Regions from separate parts of the Mus musculus genome. Here region 1 is linked to region 2. A link is a loop called in an ENCODE intact Hi-C map of the cell type or tissue named here. Cell type or tissue: left cerebral cortex. All regions are shown on one strand. Links, peaks and the distances in the headings refer to the core of each region. The heading gives the core; the rest is flanking DNA. Region 1 overlaps Plxna4 (plexin A4). Region 2 holds the start of Plxna4 (plexin A4).

Region 1 (8,351 bases), core at 272-8,271, 370 kb before region 2:
ATGATTATATGCAAGTTTATCTATTTGTATATGTAAATATATTTCAAAGACAAATGTAAAACATAGCATACACACTGTTCTAAATACCAGTTTATATTTAACAACTTTCTCTGGTGATTCCATCTAGGCTCTGCATATACAACTCTACTAACCACTTTGTAATATTACATACATGTTTAAGCCACCATGTATGTCATAATTGTCCTATTGATGGGCGTGTAAACATTCTGATTTTTCTCCTGCTTAAAAAAAAAAAAAAACAAAACCCAGCTAAATATGCCAAGATACACATACCCGAGAATCATGTGTTTCTTAGAATAGACTTCACAGGAGGCAATACACAGGATTAAATGGTTTGTTCACATAGGGCCCAATGATGTTTCCCCCAAAGTTGTACCAATTTGCATTTGTATCAGTGGTCCACTGTTTTAGTTAAGACTAAGTGGTCAAAATCTTTTGAAATATTTTTTTCCCAATATGCTATAGAAAAAAATCTTACTTTAAGTCCAGTGATTATGATAGAGAATGCACATAATTGTGTGTACTTTTTAAAATTGCCTTCCTTTGACTTCTCTACCAAAGCCCTGTCTCTAGTGTGCTAACCAACTGTCTTTTGTGAAGCCTTAACTCGGCATAGTCATTCTTATTTGTTGTAAATGTGGCAGTTATTTTTCTCCCCACTCTCAACTTCTTATCTGGTTTTTAACTTGGTTTTCAGTATGTTCTGCTACATTAGCATTCGAAAGTATCTATCTGGCAGAACAGACTAATTTTTTACTTTTTGGTTTCTAGGTTTTCGTCCTGTAGAGATTTTTTTGCTTGGTCCTTAGGTTTTAGTGCTGTTCTGCTCTGTGTTCTGTTTGTTTTGTTGTTGCTGCTATATTTATTTATTTATTTATTTATTTATTTATTTATTTATTTATTGTGCTGGGGATAAAATCCAGGACCTTGCGCATGTCACACAAGCCCCTGTCACTGAGCCATATGCCCAACACTGTTGTTTCTGTGTTATGTTTCTCAAAAAGAACTTTGGAGGAAATGTCTTGTGTGTGTGTGTGTGTGTGTGTGTGTGTGTATGTGTGTGTGTATGTGTACAAACAAAATAATAAAATAAAAAAATATTTAGTGTGGGGGAAAAGGAAAAAAAAAAGGACTAGCTTCTCTTGCGTAAAATTAATTAGAGGCTGTACTCTGCTTGGTCTCCTGTGTGTGCGTGTGATACCTAGACTGTGTGCCTGTCTGCTGTCTGTAATTGTCTGAGGTGGTAGATGAACTATAAAGCCATAACTGGCAAGATCCCAGCTTTACGATGGTATGAAAGGGAAGTTAAGTCTGTAGACTCTTGTCTACAATCTTACACTTTAACTTTTGTCTAGAATCTTGTACTTTGAATTTTGATCTTTTCTTGAGCTAGCCATGTGTTCTATGATACTCTCTGTGACGCTGGCCAGTGGCAGAAAGCTTCAGGTTCCTGTGAACTGGGGTATACAGGAAGAAACAATATTGGTAACTGGTTAGGAATATACAACACATTTTGATCTCATGCTGTTTTCAACTTATGAAAGGTTTATCAAGACACAATGCCGAGGGCTGAGAATGCAGCTCAGAAGTAAACACTTGCCTAGGCTGCACACAGCCCTGGATTCAGTCCATACCCTGTCCACACGAGATGTAAAGATGAGAAACATCTGTATAATAACCTTTTGAACTGATGAATTCTCCATATTTATCATTGCTTCTAAATTAATCCCATTATAAATAAAACTGTGATAAGCATTCTTAAGTGTGGCTTTTTGCGGAATGTTCTAGAAGCATTGACTAAAGACTATGGAGTGTATTAGCTAAACCAGTGGTTCTCAACCTGTGGGTCACAACCCTTTTGGGGTTCAAATGATCATTTTCCAGGGGCCTCCTAAGACTATCAGAAAGCAGGTATTTACATTTATTATGATTCATAACAGTAGCAAAATTACAGTTATGAAGTAGCAACGAAAATAATTTTATGGTTGGGGGTCACAACATGAGGAACTGTATTAAAGGGTCACGGGAAGATTGAGAACCACTGTGAGAGATTAAAGACAGTGGGGGATGGAGTGTGATACTGGAAATTGAACAAGGAGTCAAAGGTCCCTACCACTGAGTTATATCTCCAGCTTCCTTTTTCTGATCTTTCTCTTTCTTGATTTTGGGACAGTCTCATTAAGCTGCCTAGGCTGGCCTTAAACTCACTCACTCTAGCTGAGACAGGATTTGAACATGAGACTCTCCTGCCTCAGCCTCCCAAATAGCTGGAATTATAGACCTGTACTTAGAGTGCCATCTGAAACCTTTTTTTTTTTCTGTTTTTCTTTTTGATACTTTTGGTAGAGGGAGTGGGGGAGAAAGGGAGAGAGAGAGGAAGGACACTGTATGCATGCGGTATGTGTGTGATGCATGCATGTGAGCCTGTGGGTGGATAGGCCTGTGTACACAAGGCCAAAGCAGGGTGGTGGGAGTCCCAGTCTCACCTTACTGTTTGAACTAGAAGCTTATCCATTCATCTAGGTGAGCTCCTGGGGGTCCTTCGTCTCTTTTCCCAGGATGCACCTGAGGCAGTAAGGAGCTTCCAGCTGCGACTTTAAATCCATGTATCCAAACGTCTTCTTAAAAGTTTGTCCCAGTTTCCCTCCCACCACAAGTAAGCAAGCCAGTTGCATCTGGTGCGTCCTTTTATTTTTGGTTTTGTTTTTATTGAGCTAGCATCTCACATCGACAGTCAAACGCTATTGAGGATGACCTTGAACTTCTGACCTTCCTGTCTGTGCCCATCTAATTGGGAGATTGCACCTGTTTGGTTCAGTGCTGGGGATTGACGTTAGTGCTTCCTGCAAGTTAGGCAAGCACTCTACCCAATGAGCTAACTCTTTGGCCTCTTGAGTATTAACTTTTAAAAGGTGTTCTCTTTTGCTTTCATTTGCATGTCATCGCTCTTAGGAGTTTTTGGTTCTTTCTGCATCTCGTGCGTTATACATTCTTGCTCTTTGCTCTTTCGTGATAACTGTCTTTTATTTATAAAGCTTCTTTCTCTGTTAAGAAGAAGGTATCTATTAACTGTGGCGGGTGCAGCCGTATCCCCAGCTTTCGTTCACTTTTAGTTTTCTTACACTGATTTCTGCTGTATACATTTTTAAGTTGAATGTACTCAAAAACCTCTCATCTTTTCCTTATGATTTATTTTTCTGCTCATGCCTCCCCTTCATGAAAGCAAATGAATTCACACCTGCATTCTAATCTTTCCATTTCATTTTTGTATCCCTAGCTCTTTAATCTACCTGAAATTTATTTGGGTGTTTAATGTGAACTCGGGATCTGACATTACTCTTTTCCTGGTATCAACCAGCGCCATTTACTGAAGGATCTCGCCTTTCCTTGTTGATTTGAACTGTCACCTTCATCACACATTGAATTCTTACATGTCAGGATTCTTGCCCTGAGCATCCTATCTCACTCCATGGATCTAACTGATATCGCAACACTTTAATCATCTGGCTTTATAATAACATTGTTGATGCCGGGTCCACGGTGGGGGAAGGGGATGTCAAGCTTCCCCCACACCATGCTGTATCAGCAACTGTTGGCTTTGCTTTGATTTCAGGAAATTGTAGGAGCCACCGATAGATGTTTGGGTCACTGAGTGATGGTAGCTGAGAGGGATGGTTCCAAGTCAGAGTGAATCCATTAGTATCCCACCTGCTACCGGTGCCATGGAGATTTCCTGATGGCCATCAGGAGGAATGGCATACGCTGCACCTATGTGGTTCTGCATCACTGAGTCTAGCAAGCACAATTTCAGGGCACTGCCAGACCCGAGGAGGCTGTGCCAGCAGCTCTCATCTAATGCTCACAGGATGGACGATAGGTGACTGTGAGGTGAGGCAGGCTGGAAAACAGCTTCTGCTGTAATGCCAAGCATTGTGTGATTGTGTTTGCTGGTCTGGAAAGTAGTGTTTACTCATTTACCAGATGTGGCTCACCGCATCTCCCCCACTAGGCAGGTTAGGGGTCAAGGTCGTCTGTTGAATGACCTTTCGCCAAGAGAAAATTTAGCCAGAGAGTACACAGGCCTGGGAGTAAGTACGGGATTTCATTTTCAGCCTCCACAGAGGACAGCCCAGGGCTTGCTTCCCATGGGAAAGCTCGTGGAGAGTTAGAGACAATAGAGAGAATTGAATTCACACTCCCCGGCAGACTTTAATTTTGCTCTTTCTCACCTCTCTGTACCCCACAAGGCCAGCAGCCATGTTCCTCCCTCTCCCTGTTATTTCCATCCTTGACTACAGCTCCCAAGTATGGCATCTCAGTATCCCAGTAATAATGAAGGCAGAGAGATGGCCCCATAGACACCTGAAAATGTTGTGTTAGATTTAGGGGCCATCCCCAGGATATCTTATTATGTATATGAAAACACTTTATGTATGAAAAACCACTCTCTGTATGAAAAAGAATCCTCACTCCAAAATACTTCAGGTCCCAAGTATTGTGATAAGGGGCATCTCAAGCCTGTGTGTCATCTCTTCCCTCCCTCTTGGGTTGCCTCCGTCTCCCAGGTAGCTCTCACTTACTGTTCAGCTGGGATGTAGCCATCCACCAAGGGGCTGCATTCCACACCAGCCACTTTCACGTGTGATGCAATGTCACGGAATTCCAGGCCCAAGTTCTCCCCTCGGATGGTGACCTTGGTGCCCCCTTCTCGAGGGCCCGTCACTGGGATGATCTGCAGGGAGAAGAAGGAGTGATTCTTCAGGCCCATGAAGCATCACCGCCCACTTGCTGAAGAGGCCAGAATGGGTGTGGCTCTTTTGCATCTGTGTGTGGTTCCTCCAACAGGTCCAGAAAATGTGTGGCTAGCAGTAGGTGTTATCCTTGGGTAAAGAATCTGTATTTCTCTGTGGCTCTGAGAGCCATGATCAAAACCCCTGGTCTATCATCCCATCTCATGGAAGAAGAGAATATAACTGCAGTGTTACTAAATACAGAGAAAATCAGGAGATACTTCTGGCATAAAATGTAATTCTCTTGCCCACCCAGATTCATATGCATTAAGGACTATCCCACTCAGTTTCAAGATGAACTGTCCAGTCTCTGTGTTATTTCTTTTCACTGAAAATCTCAAGGTACCTTCTTACATCTCCTTCACAATCACTATTCAGGTTGAGTTCCCCACCCTTCACAGCCCTTCCTCCTCTCTTGAACTTCAGCTTCCTAAAGCAAGCATCTCTCTAGTATCCCCTGCATGCCTTATCAATGGCAGCAGGCTGTTGCAGCCAAGCCAACCTACTCGTCTCTCTTTGAACATTTGGCATACCATTTACCTTCCTTGTTCCCTTGGCTTCTCATGGAAGTGGTTTTAATTTAGACTTTACCCTGGTATGCTGGTCAAAGCCACTGTCCTTCCCTCCAGAGATGTTGCCATGGATGTTAAAGCTCATAATTAGAATGTAGGGGTTCGGCAACCAGGACTTGGCCTGCTTTGAGGTAGGGGCTGTGGACAGTGAAAGTCATCTAATTGTTACTTCCCACAGGAAAGCCCTCTTCTGTTCCTGGTTTCTGAACGCCTACAACCTGTAGTGAGGTCATTGTGGGAGATTCTGAATGACAGGAGTCTCTAGTACTTTCCAGAATGTCCCTCTACCCCATTCTGCAAGGGTTGCATATAGGGCAGTTCTGCATAGCTGGTAAAATTGAAGAACCAAAGGCATTGAACTGGGCTATCCCTGGTGCAGCTTTTCCGGGGTTGGGGCGGCTGGGGTGGGGGGTGGGGGTGGAAAGCGCTGTTTACTTACTGAAGACTAGCAACTTTCTTCCTCTTACAGATTCCTTTGTGAACACACATGCTCATAAGTAAGCATTTATATGCTATGTGAGTTTACATGCGCATATTCCCATTACAGTGGAAAACAACCTTATTGGAGAAACTGGCCCATTTCCGTTCACATCAGGTGGGCAGATGTGTGGAAGGCAAGGACAGGGTGCTTAGGTTCTCCCCCAATGCTTGTCCAGATGGTGGGTCCCCAGTGCATTCCTGACACCTGGCAGGGGTGCCTGCACCGAGTTCCAGCCCTAACTTGTCATCCTGTAAGAGGGATTTTATCTTTGAACCAATCCAAGTCCCCTGGAAGGCTGATGCCAGGTTGGAGGCAGTTAAGTAGCCCCCACCATGGTGCGATTTGTTTAATTTGTCACCTCTATCTTGTGATTTTCTTGGATTCAGGCCAAGGAGAAAGCAAATCCAGCTGATGGGTTTCAATGCACTGAGTCACCCAGTGCCACAGCCCCAGGGAGAGCTTAGCTGTTAGCAGCGTGAGAGTAGTGCTCCCACAGAGAAGACACGGGATTGTGAATGGACTGGGAAGGAGAGATAGGGGTGTGGAAAAGTAGGCTGAAGGCCATTTACCTCCCCCCAACCCAGTCCTCCATCCTGGAAGTCACCACAGACAACAGTGAAGTGGGGGCCTGGAGGAAGGCCTGGTTTTGATAACCACATCACCAGGAATGCTGAGGATGGAGGGTCTCAGACAAGGGATGCCGTTTGAAGGCCACCCTCAGCTGGATGAAAGGGGCACACTCATAAAAGCCAAGACCCCAGTGGCACATTTTGCAAGAGCAGTATATGCCCTACCACTGTGGTGAAGGAGAACATGAATTCAAGACTCAGGAGCTTTGGGAGACAATACCGTTTTCTTCCTACTCTGGTTATTGTAAAGCCACAGCTCTGACAATAGTCTCTACCTGGGAAAGGAAGATAATAACCCTGACCTTCACAGCTGTGAAGGGTTTAATTATGTTCATCCCCCCAACCTTGCCAATTCATAGGTGGAAGTTCTAACTAATCTCATGACTTAGTTATTTCTCTTGTTGCTATGACCAAATACCTGAGAGAAGCAACATAAGGAGAAAGGACTTATTTTGGCTCATGGTAAAGGGGGTTAGATCGATCACAGTGGGTAAGGCATTGCACAGGGCTTGGTCCCTGGTGGCAAGAACATATGGCAACTGCTTGCTGAATGGCATTATCCATGAAGCAGAGAATACAGAAGGAAGTTGGGCTCCAACCCCCAGTGTTTACCCTCCATAGCTCCCAGCTTAATTCCACCTCCTAAAAGTTCTACAATCTCCTAAAACACAACCACTACCTAGAGACCAGGTGTCCAAACACACAAGCCTGTAAAAGACATTTCATATTCAAACTACAATATTCTAGTTCTGCAAACATGACTGTAGGTAGAGGTACATGTCTTTACAGAGATCATTAAGCATAAAGGAGGTTATTAGGACATCCTGGTGTGATCATGGTGTTATAATTGGGTCATTTTGGAGACATGTATAGAGGAAAAGATGAAATGGGGACAGTTGATGTCTAACCAGTTCCTCCACAGCCTTCAGAAGCAGCCAATCCTGCGAACACCTTGATCTAGGACTTCTGCCTCCAGCATAGTGATAGTTCAAGCTACATGGTTTATGATGCTTGGTTATAAAACCTCCATAGTCCAACAAGGCTTCTGTGCTTCCTAACCAGGGATAGGAGAGAAATGTGCAAAACTCCATAGCATCACACAGATATAGTCTAGGGTCATGGTCATCATTGCTCAGTGTGGGTCTGGTGCATTAGCAAAACTGGGCAAAGATGGGTGCCAGTGAGTCCTCCTGATTTACAGATGCAGATACAGCTATTTTCCCCATCTGCATCCTCCATGGCTGAGAGGTATTGAGTACCTACTGTGTGCTAAGCACTGTTCCTGAGGTTATAGCAGGAATATATATATATATAATGGATCCTTATGTTGGAGAATATTTATATATTAAATATTTAGGGGAAGAGCAAAGATCTCCAGCCTGGTGGAAAATACCTTAGGTGGACTCACTGTCAAAAGTGTGGAATGGGATCAGGAGACAGAAATGTCTATATAAAGCCCAGGGGCAGCAGCTCCCTTGTTTAGACACTCTTGGTAGTGATTTTAACCAGAATGGCGATGAGTTAAGAAGGAGGTAAGGGAGGCTGATGAGTTTCCAAAGTGTGCTACAAAGGAAGCACCATGCCTTCAAGCCAGTTCCTGGAACTCTCTGTGACACAGCAGACTCCTGTATAGGTGAGGCATGCTGATGAAGACCTATACAGACCCTCCTTTGTCCCCACTACCTGTGTGCTGTGCTCTGCCCTGCTCTTTTCTGCTCTGCAGTTAGACTCATAAACTGTATTCAGATATACTTCTACAGCTCAGGTCTTATTGGGGCAAGTACTGGTGTCTCTCTGTTGTGGTTTTCTGCTGCTGCCCAGAGCTGGGCTCTGCCCCCTGGACCAAATGTGTTCAATG
Region 2 (8,351 bases), core at 68-8,067:
TTAAGCAAAAAGAACACATAGGGGTCATTTATGAATCTACATGTCCACATGCCTGAGAAATCCTGCTGCCTTGGAAGGACAAAGGGAAGGGCAGGTATGGGGATATCTCAGCAGATGCTGAGGCCACAGATACAGTTCTGAGGACCTGGAGACCTCACAGTCACCAGAACCCAAGACTTGGTTATAAAAGTTCAGCTGAAACTATTTATTTAATAAAAAGGACACAAGAAAACATAGGCTACAGAAATGGCTTAGTCAGTAAAGTGCTCACATGCAAGCATAAAGACCTGAGTTCAATCTCCAGTACCCACATAAAGAAGCCAGACATAGCAACATGCGCTGTGATCTCAGGACTAGGGCTGCAGACAGGAAGTTCCTGTGGCTTGCTGGGTAGCTAGTCCCACCAAATTGGAAAGGTCAAGGTTCAGTGAGAGACCCTGTCTCAAAAAAAAAAAAAAAAATGTAAGATCACAGAGATCCACTGAAGAAGATCCTCAGGGTTAACCTCTGGCTTCCACATATACAAGCAGATACATAAACATACATATGAACATGTATATGTGTATATGTTTATAGACACACATACACAAAAAACATGTAGACATTCATATGTACACACATGACAGTGTTTATATTGATGGATTCCAGGGCTACACCACAGTGGGACATGCCGGTATGTTAAAGTCTCTAAGACATCCTACAGCAGGAATCATCTCGTTTTATACCTCGTGTCTCCAACTACTAGACTTAGCAAGTTTTGGTTCATTAAAGCATCTATCCACACATCCACAGAATTGACTTTGGGAATATCTGCTCTCTTGTTGGTATTACCTTCCAGAAGCAAGACTGAGATGAAGAGTGAGAAAAAGAACCTCCTGCCATCTGCCATGTTGACATGCCACGTGGACTGGTTCAATAGAACCAGTCCAGTGCCTGGTACCCAAATGAAGAAAAACAACCCACCAATTCTGCTTTGCTTACTTTCCCCCCTCATGGCCTCTGAGCCGAACTCAAGAGTGAGTTTGTTCACCTTCTGGTTCTGGGATCTTCCCTGGACCGCGGGAAGTGAGTCTGGTTCTTACAAGGGTTTCATGGGCCAGTCCGCCCGGAAGTGCTGGTCTGCAGCGATGAGCAGGAAAGATTTACAATTGCTGTACTTTCAGTGACCAGGCTTCAATGGCTCCTTTCCTCCTGCTTCATAATGAAAGACTTTTTCTTGTGAGAACTGGGGAATTGACTGTGCTTAGGCTGGGGTCGGCACATTGACTGTGGAGACAAGATCCTCTTAGCTAGTGATGTGTTTTGTGTTGGAGTGACAAAACATCCTAAAATCCAATTTGCTGTTACGAATCCTGGTTCATGGGGAAGCCACCGTGGAGGGGAGTGGATATTCCAGCTTATAGCCCCAGGCTCCTAGGGTGCTTCTGAACTCACGGGCACCTGTTGGCTTAAATATGAGTCCTTTCTGTCTCCCCACTCTGGTCCCAGAGTGAAAAATTCTAAGCATCTTCTAGACACCCCGAATTTATCAGAAGTTTCTACACTGCACATTGCGGGGGGGGGGGGCGCTGGGAGGGGGAAAGCAAATTACATCATGCATGGAATAAAAGTTTAGTTAGAAGGACTCCACAACCACTCTCTTTTCGGTGCCCAAGAGTCTACACACCAGAGAGGCCAAGTCTGCAGAGTTCTGACTTTGGGGTGGGATGTACCCACCATGGTACCTAGCTTCCCAGGGCCCTATTGTATATCTATTAATATCTTAATATGATTCCTAGTGTCTCCACTCATCCTGTGCCCTCTCCACTTTCTTCTTCCTTTTCTTCCTCCTCCTCTTCTTCCTCTTCCTCCTCTTCTTCTTCCTCGACTTCTTCTCTATTCTAAATTCCAAATTGCATTACAGCTATAGGATTACCCTCCCTATGCAGGCCATTGGCACAAACCTCCACCTACGATTACATGATATTTTCCTGCTTAGGTCCTAAGCTTAGATCCTGAGAGCCAATGAATGAATGAAAGAACAACTACAGAGCACCACCTGTGAGCAGTGTCATCGCCTGAATCCAGGCCTTAGAGTGAACTGGCCATCTGTTGCCTAGCAACCTGGGGCCTCAGGCATCTTTAACTGTCATCTCAGCCTAAGTTCTTATGCCATCAAAATGGCAATCCGCAATCCCCACCTTACAGGCTACTTTCAGCATTCAGTGGGAGAGTGTCATTTCCACAATACCAGCAATTTGAAAAACTCACTAGAAAGAGCCAGACCCCAACCATCCCTGGAGATTCCCCAAATCCAAAGCAAAGGCAGAGACTTCATTCATTCCCTTAGCCACACCTTTTGTGTTTTCTACAAAGGAAAAATAGAAATTTCCAAATAAAGTAACAGTCAACCTGAATGGTCTGCTAGAAAGAGCCCATGAAACTTTCTACTCTACCATCAGCCAAGGGTAAGACTCTATCCCCTTAACTAATAGGGAAGTTGAAGCTCAAAGAATAGGAAATTTTGCTTGGGGTCAGAGATAATCCAAAGGAGAAGGTACAACTCTCACTACACTCCCCCACTCACTTAGCAAGGGGAGGAAACATACTGAGTACCTCTACCCTCGCAGCCAGGTCAGACTGCTTAGCACTGAGACTTGCTTCCACCACTTGGTGGCTGTGTGACTGGGAACAAAGTCCTTAACCTCCCTCATCTCAGTTCCTTCAGGGGGATATAGGGACTACAGTAGCCACTGCCTCTTAGGGTGCTCATGGGAATTAAAGGAGCAACCCCATCTAGAGCACTTCAGGGGGATATAGGGACTACAGTAGCCACTGCCTCTTAGGGTGCTCATGGGAATTAAAGGAGCAACCCCATCTAGAGCACTCAAATCATTTGAGTTCAAAGGAAGTGCTGCACAAACGCTTCACAAATAATTAGTATTATTTTCTGTTCCTGAATTTTCATAAGGGCTCTAACCAAAACTACTATTCTCACAACTGCTTCCCTGAGGACGCTGATGCTGCATGATCATAGGACAGGGCTCTCACTCAGGACTTTCTAGAAGCTATTCTGTTTCTGTGGAGAAGCAGCCTCCTTCTTCTGGACCTGGCCTCCAGTGGGGAATCTGGACCCCTGCTTGCCTTCCCTTTTCAGATCCACCTCTTCCCACTTAGCGGCAGAGCCAGCTCCAGTCTCCTTGCTGGCTCCACCTTCCTGTCACAACTAGAATGTCTGCAGTCTGGGAAGCGAGGGTGGGAGGGAAACCCAGAGTAAGTCAGGACAGTGAGAGGGGATCAGGTGGGTGTTAGGGGAGGGAAGAGCAAGGACTAGCCTTTACAGAGACAGTGTCTGCGGGGCTCTGTGTGGACCAAGCATTGCTCATTGGAGCCTCTAGGGCAATTACCCTTATCATGTGCATCTCCCAAACAGCCCTTTGATTTATTAGCACGATGTCTTTTTTAAATACCGCTCTTAAATATAAATAACATTTAATCATCCAGCTGTCATTAAATTCATGTTATATTGATTTCATGGGGTGCTGCACATCTGAGGACAAATGGGCTGGTGGATACAAACACAAAGCTGAAAGGTGGATTCACAAGCTCATGGAGAGGGAGGAACAGGCTTTGAACGAGGAAAGGGGGTGTCAAGGGAAAGAAATGAACCCTGAACAGTTGCCCAGGGTCTGAACTGGTTTCCCATCAGGGAGCCCTGGACACAAATAAAGAGGAAAGGAGAGGGTGACACTCTGGGCACAGAGTAATCAAAGCCAAGATCACATCACAGTAGGTTCACAGCATCCACCCCATCACAGTCAAAGAGCCACTCCAACAGGTCTCCACTGTGCATTGTCTGTACAGTGCCTTCTCTGGTAAGACTGGGCTAAAGCTGCTAAGAAATGCCCCCTAGCTGGCTGGGAGGAGAGACGCTTGCTATAATTTCTTTCCATCAAAGCCCAGTAATACCTAGGAGCTCAGAGCAGTTACTAACCCAACCCCCTGAGCTCTCTCCCCAAGGTAGGAATGCTACCACCCCAGGAGCCCCCCACCCCCACTTAATTGCCAGCATCCCTCCTTGTGATTAAAAGGATCTGTAGGCCAAGTGTAGGCAGATTCTGCCATGCAGATTTGCCTGTCTGCAGGGAGCAGAGCTGAAGCAGGAGAATAGAGACAGGGAAGGAGAGCGGAGCGAATTGGCTGCCTAGGAGCAAAATTCCTCCCTAAAACATTTTCGGAGGGGGGAGGGGCCATGCAGGATTTAGTGAAGAAGCAGATCAGATCATGGGTGATCCAGGCCTGGTGTTCGCAGGCATGCTTCCAGAACAATCTCCAGCTTAATGAGGTTGATCGAAAAGAAGCATTTGTGCCTGGGCCTTTTCTAAACCATGCAACTGAGTGCCCTCCGGTGCAGACCAGAGAACTTAAAGGCCCACAGAAGAATGGTGGAGCAGTGATACTGTAGTATACGGTATACTCCAGGGATGGGCAAAAGAGCCAGGAAATGAAAACAAAACATACAAACGTACACAGATGTTAATTACCGTCGATCTTTTCCCAGAAACCAATAGCAAGTGCAGAAAGTGTGCAGATTCTTTTGAGCTCCAGTGCTTAGCTTATAACCAGCATAATGACAGTTGTCTTTGCATTAGAATGACAGATAGATCCTGAGGCTGCAAAATGTATGAAAAAGGAAAGAGGGAGGCAGAGAAAGAAACAGAAGTCTGTTGTGGGATGATCTGCACCCTAGCTTCCTGCCCTCACAGGCAGGTGGGGGGATGCCTCTCTGAGAGATACTCCCCGTCACTGTAATTCACTGTCTGTTACAAACCATGTGCCACAGCCATATGTATGTGTACACGGGTCCTTCCCAGCCACACACTCCAAGTATGGGCATGCCAAAATGTGCCAATGTCTGTCACAGCCCAGAAGTCAGAAGTGGACACCCCCTGTCACCTGAGCTTGTACAAGCTGACTGCACTTGGCAAGGCTCTAAGAATGCAAGTGTATAGCTAGATGTGTACATACTCACCATTCTTAAAAAGAAAATAGTGTCTCTTTGCGATCTGGGTTCTCCCCATTGTGGAGAGCTTTCCTTTATTCTGGCTTATACCTTTTTCAATCAATCAAAGGGCAGCTTACACCACACACAACAGGAATTCTGCTTCTCTCCCGGGGGGGGGGGGCATCTGCTCTTCCACATAGGCCTAACCAAAGACTTTGGCCAGGTGTGTGTGGGGTGGGGTGGGAGGGAGTTCTACTCGTTTATAAAGAGGATAGAAACAATTTCCATTTTTGCCAGGATGACAAAAACAAACAAGCAACAACAAAATACACAAAGGGACAGCTATAGAAACATAGAAACTTGTTATATATGTATTCAAGCCTAAAATAATGATTTATTTGATTCTTCCATTCTTCTCCTTGCAATAATTGAGCCCCAAAAGAAGTCTGTCTGATACTCTAATAGGGGAGCCATAAAAAAAGCCCTTTGGAACTTCAACACACACACACACACACACACACACACACTCCCATCCATTCTAGGAACTTTCAAAATGAGCAGGCTCTGAAACTGGGGCGGTGGAGGCAGGGAACTCTGGGGAAGTACAACTTGAACCATTGGTTTCTGGAGGGCAGTCCTGCATTCAGAGGATCTAGACTCTGGGTTACACTAGTAGCCTAAGGTACCTAGAATACACTAATAGACCAAATACCTTATAAAGTGGATATCGTCTTCACAGTCCTTTCTCCATTAGTCTAAATCCATCTCTACTCTCCCTCCTACTTCTCAGACACACACCCCAAAAGACATGTGACAGGTGTTAACTAAAGGCGCAGGGGGGAGTTGCCTCACATACACACAGAAGGATAAGGAAGTGAGGGGTTGGCCGCAAACATGTGTCCCTTAAGCCCTGTCTCCTTGTTGTCTACCGGTGACTGGCAACATGAATAAGGTCTGATCCTCCTTAAAGGACCGCAGCATCCTCCCTAGACAAGGAACACTCCTCTAGCTTTGATGTTAAAGCCCCTCCCTGACTGAAATCCCGGCGCATTCCGGGGAAGCAGTGCCACGCTTCGGAAAGGCGTGTGTGCTGCCTTTACTGGGGAATCGCAGAGTCTGTTCCATATGCGCCGCCCTACAGAACTGCAGCCCCAGTTGCCTATGTGGCCTCCTCCCAGGCACCGGATCACCAAGATCTCCAGTTCTCTGCCCTTTAAATATCTCTCTGCCTTTCTCCTATTTAAAAGCAAAAAATCTCCGGGTGTCCAAAAAGCTAAGGGGCACAATTGCACTGGGCGGGTCTCATAAGACCTCCCATGACTTCTCCTGTCTTATAAAAACCAGTTAGGAAATGAAAGGAGCTAGAAACAGCAAAATCGTTCCCTCATCCTACCAGGCTGGATAGGAGAGTCAGTCATTTACTGAATCCCACCCTGAAAGTCCTGGGGAAGAGAAGTCTAGGTCCGGAGAGGAGAAGAACACGGGAAATCCCTGCTCCGGCTGCGATGCACCTACGCGGGTGTCCAGGTGGGACGTGGGCAGGTGCGTGAGCGCAGTGTGTGCCTGTGTGTGAGTATGTGTGTGTGCGCGCACGCGATTTGTGTTTTGCGTGTGTGTGTGTGTGTGTGTGTGTGTGTGTGTGTGTGTGCGTGTGTGTGTGTAGTGGGCTGCCTCAGAGCAGGCGAGGACTCCGGGACCGGACTCGCCACCTCCGCCCGCTCTGCCCAGCTGGCCCTGTGCCCGGCCGGCGGCTCCTTACCTGGAAGCGCGGCGTTTCCCTCCTTCAGCCCCAGCGCCGCATTGACACTGCAGATGGTGCCTGTACCGCTGCCTCTCGCCCTCCTCTGAACGTGTGCGTGTGCGCGCGTGTGGCTGCCTCCTCCAGCCCCAGCCCCGAACGCAAATACTCCACCGAGGCACGGGGAAGCCACGAGCAGCAGAGAAAAACGGAGGGGGCCAAATCAGAGCCTGCCGGGCTTGACAGCTCCTCTTGCAGCGTCCAAGGTGGGCGTAATGTCCAACAAAAAGGTCAGGAAATGAAGATCAATTCCAAGCACCCCTAGCTTCCATCCAGCCCCGGAGCCCAAGCAGCGACAGCGGTGGCTCTCAGGGGCTGCGGCGGCGACGCGGGGCTGCCCCCCTTCGTCCCCACCCCCGCGGGCTGAATGTCCTTGATGCCAAGCGGGCACGGCGGCGTCACTCCGCGCCGCCCATGCTAGCCGGGTCGGGCCGCTGCCCGGGCGCGGCGGCGAGTACGTTGGGGACCCGCCGGGGAGCGCTCTCCGATCCTCTGCGCGCCTCCCTGGGCAGTGACGGCCACCCCCTGGCAGCCCGGGGCTGGCTGCGCCGCTGTCGCCCCCAACCCTGGCCGGGGACTAGCCGGGCAGTGCCCAGGGGCCGGGGCTGGGGGGCCTCGGAAGCCGCCGGCAGCTCCCCGGGGAGGCGCGGAGCTGCGGTGGTAGCAGCGACGGCGGCGGCTAGCGCTGCGGCGGCCAAGAGCGCGGCCGTAGTCCAAGCCGAGCCTCCCAGGCGCGTCCCCGGCCCCCCGGGCGGGCTGCTCGCAAAGTTTGCAGGGGGCAGGGAGCGGGGCCGCCGCTGGCTCGGCCGCCGCCGGAGCTCCCGGGCTGCCTGCTGCCGCCGCGGCTCGCTGCTGCTGTGCATTGAAGCCCGGCCAAGCGCTGCAAAAACTCCAGCTGCCTGGCGCTCTCTGGGTCCTCCTCTCCTCCCTCCCGCCCTCCCTGCTTCCCTTCCTCCCTCCCTCTCCTCGCCTCCTCCCCTCCCCGCCGCCCGCGGCCCGCCGCCGCCGCCGCCGCTGCCGCCGCCGCCGCCGCTCCCTCTCTGGCTCGCTAGCTGGCTCGGAGCTCGCGACTGACATCTAGACCAAGGTAGAGCGGCCGGCAGAGGGGGCAGGGGGCGCTTCCCCGCACGCTGCCGCCACTGGCCCGCCTGCTCTTCCCCAGTGTGGACGTTTGCAGACACCCCCTGGGTCTTCTTGGCTTCCTCGAGTCACCCTGGCGGTGGAGACACAGGGCAGAGTGGTGCATATATGGTGCCACCAAGTGCACTTGGATCGGGGCATACTCCCAAGCAGGCATGTGGTGCAGGCGGTCAGAGGCACTTCTGGGTGTTCCTAACAGACACCAGCCAAACATACATCCATTCCTAACCTAGAATCCCTGTCCAGCCCCACCAACCAAGGTAATCCTACACAGAGCACTAGAGGATGCCCAAACCCAAGGTTTCTTCTAGTCCTAGGACAGAAATGAATGGCCAATGCCACAGAGCTTGTTAGGTAACCTGATCTGTCCAGAGGCTGACCTTGCTTCACTGTCTCTGAAGCCCTAGGTCCTGGGCCATGTCCTAAACA

Evidence for each region. A loop is a pair of places that touch in the nucleus more often than their neighbours do. Peaks named below come from ENCODE experiments on the same cell type or tissue, not always from the same donor. Only the 100,000 strongest peaks of a DNase experiment are listed, where the experiment ranks them.
Region 1: it touches region 2 in a loop (3-fold over the local background); 3 of 42 quality-filtered maps call a loop at or near these places.

What each region holds. Positions count from the first base shown.
Region 1 is chr6:32,206,364-32,214,714 of GRCm38, forward strand. Plxna4 (plexin A4) reads right to left here. Exons shown (of 32, transcript NM_175750.3): 13 at 4,602-4,753. Among named protein-coding and RNA genes, the nearest start is that of Gm13850, 98 kb to the left of the region's middle. In left cerebral cortex, for the core only: no CTCF peak of the experiment used is centred there; DNase peaks (open chromatin) are centred at 4,835 and 6,252.
Region 2 is chr6:32,580,561-32,588,911 of GRCm38, forward strand. It overlaps Plxna4 (plexin A4), which reads right to left and starts at 7,632. Exons shown (of 32, transcript NM_175750.3): 1 at 6,744-7,632. In left cerebral cortex, for the core only: CTCF peaks have their summits at 3,198, 3,888, 6,096 and 7,986; DNase peaks (open chromatin) are centred at 3,216, 3,895, 4,192, 4,784 and 3 more places; H3K4me3 peaks cover 5,317 bases; H3K27ac peaks cover 2,064 bases.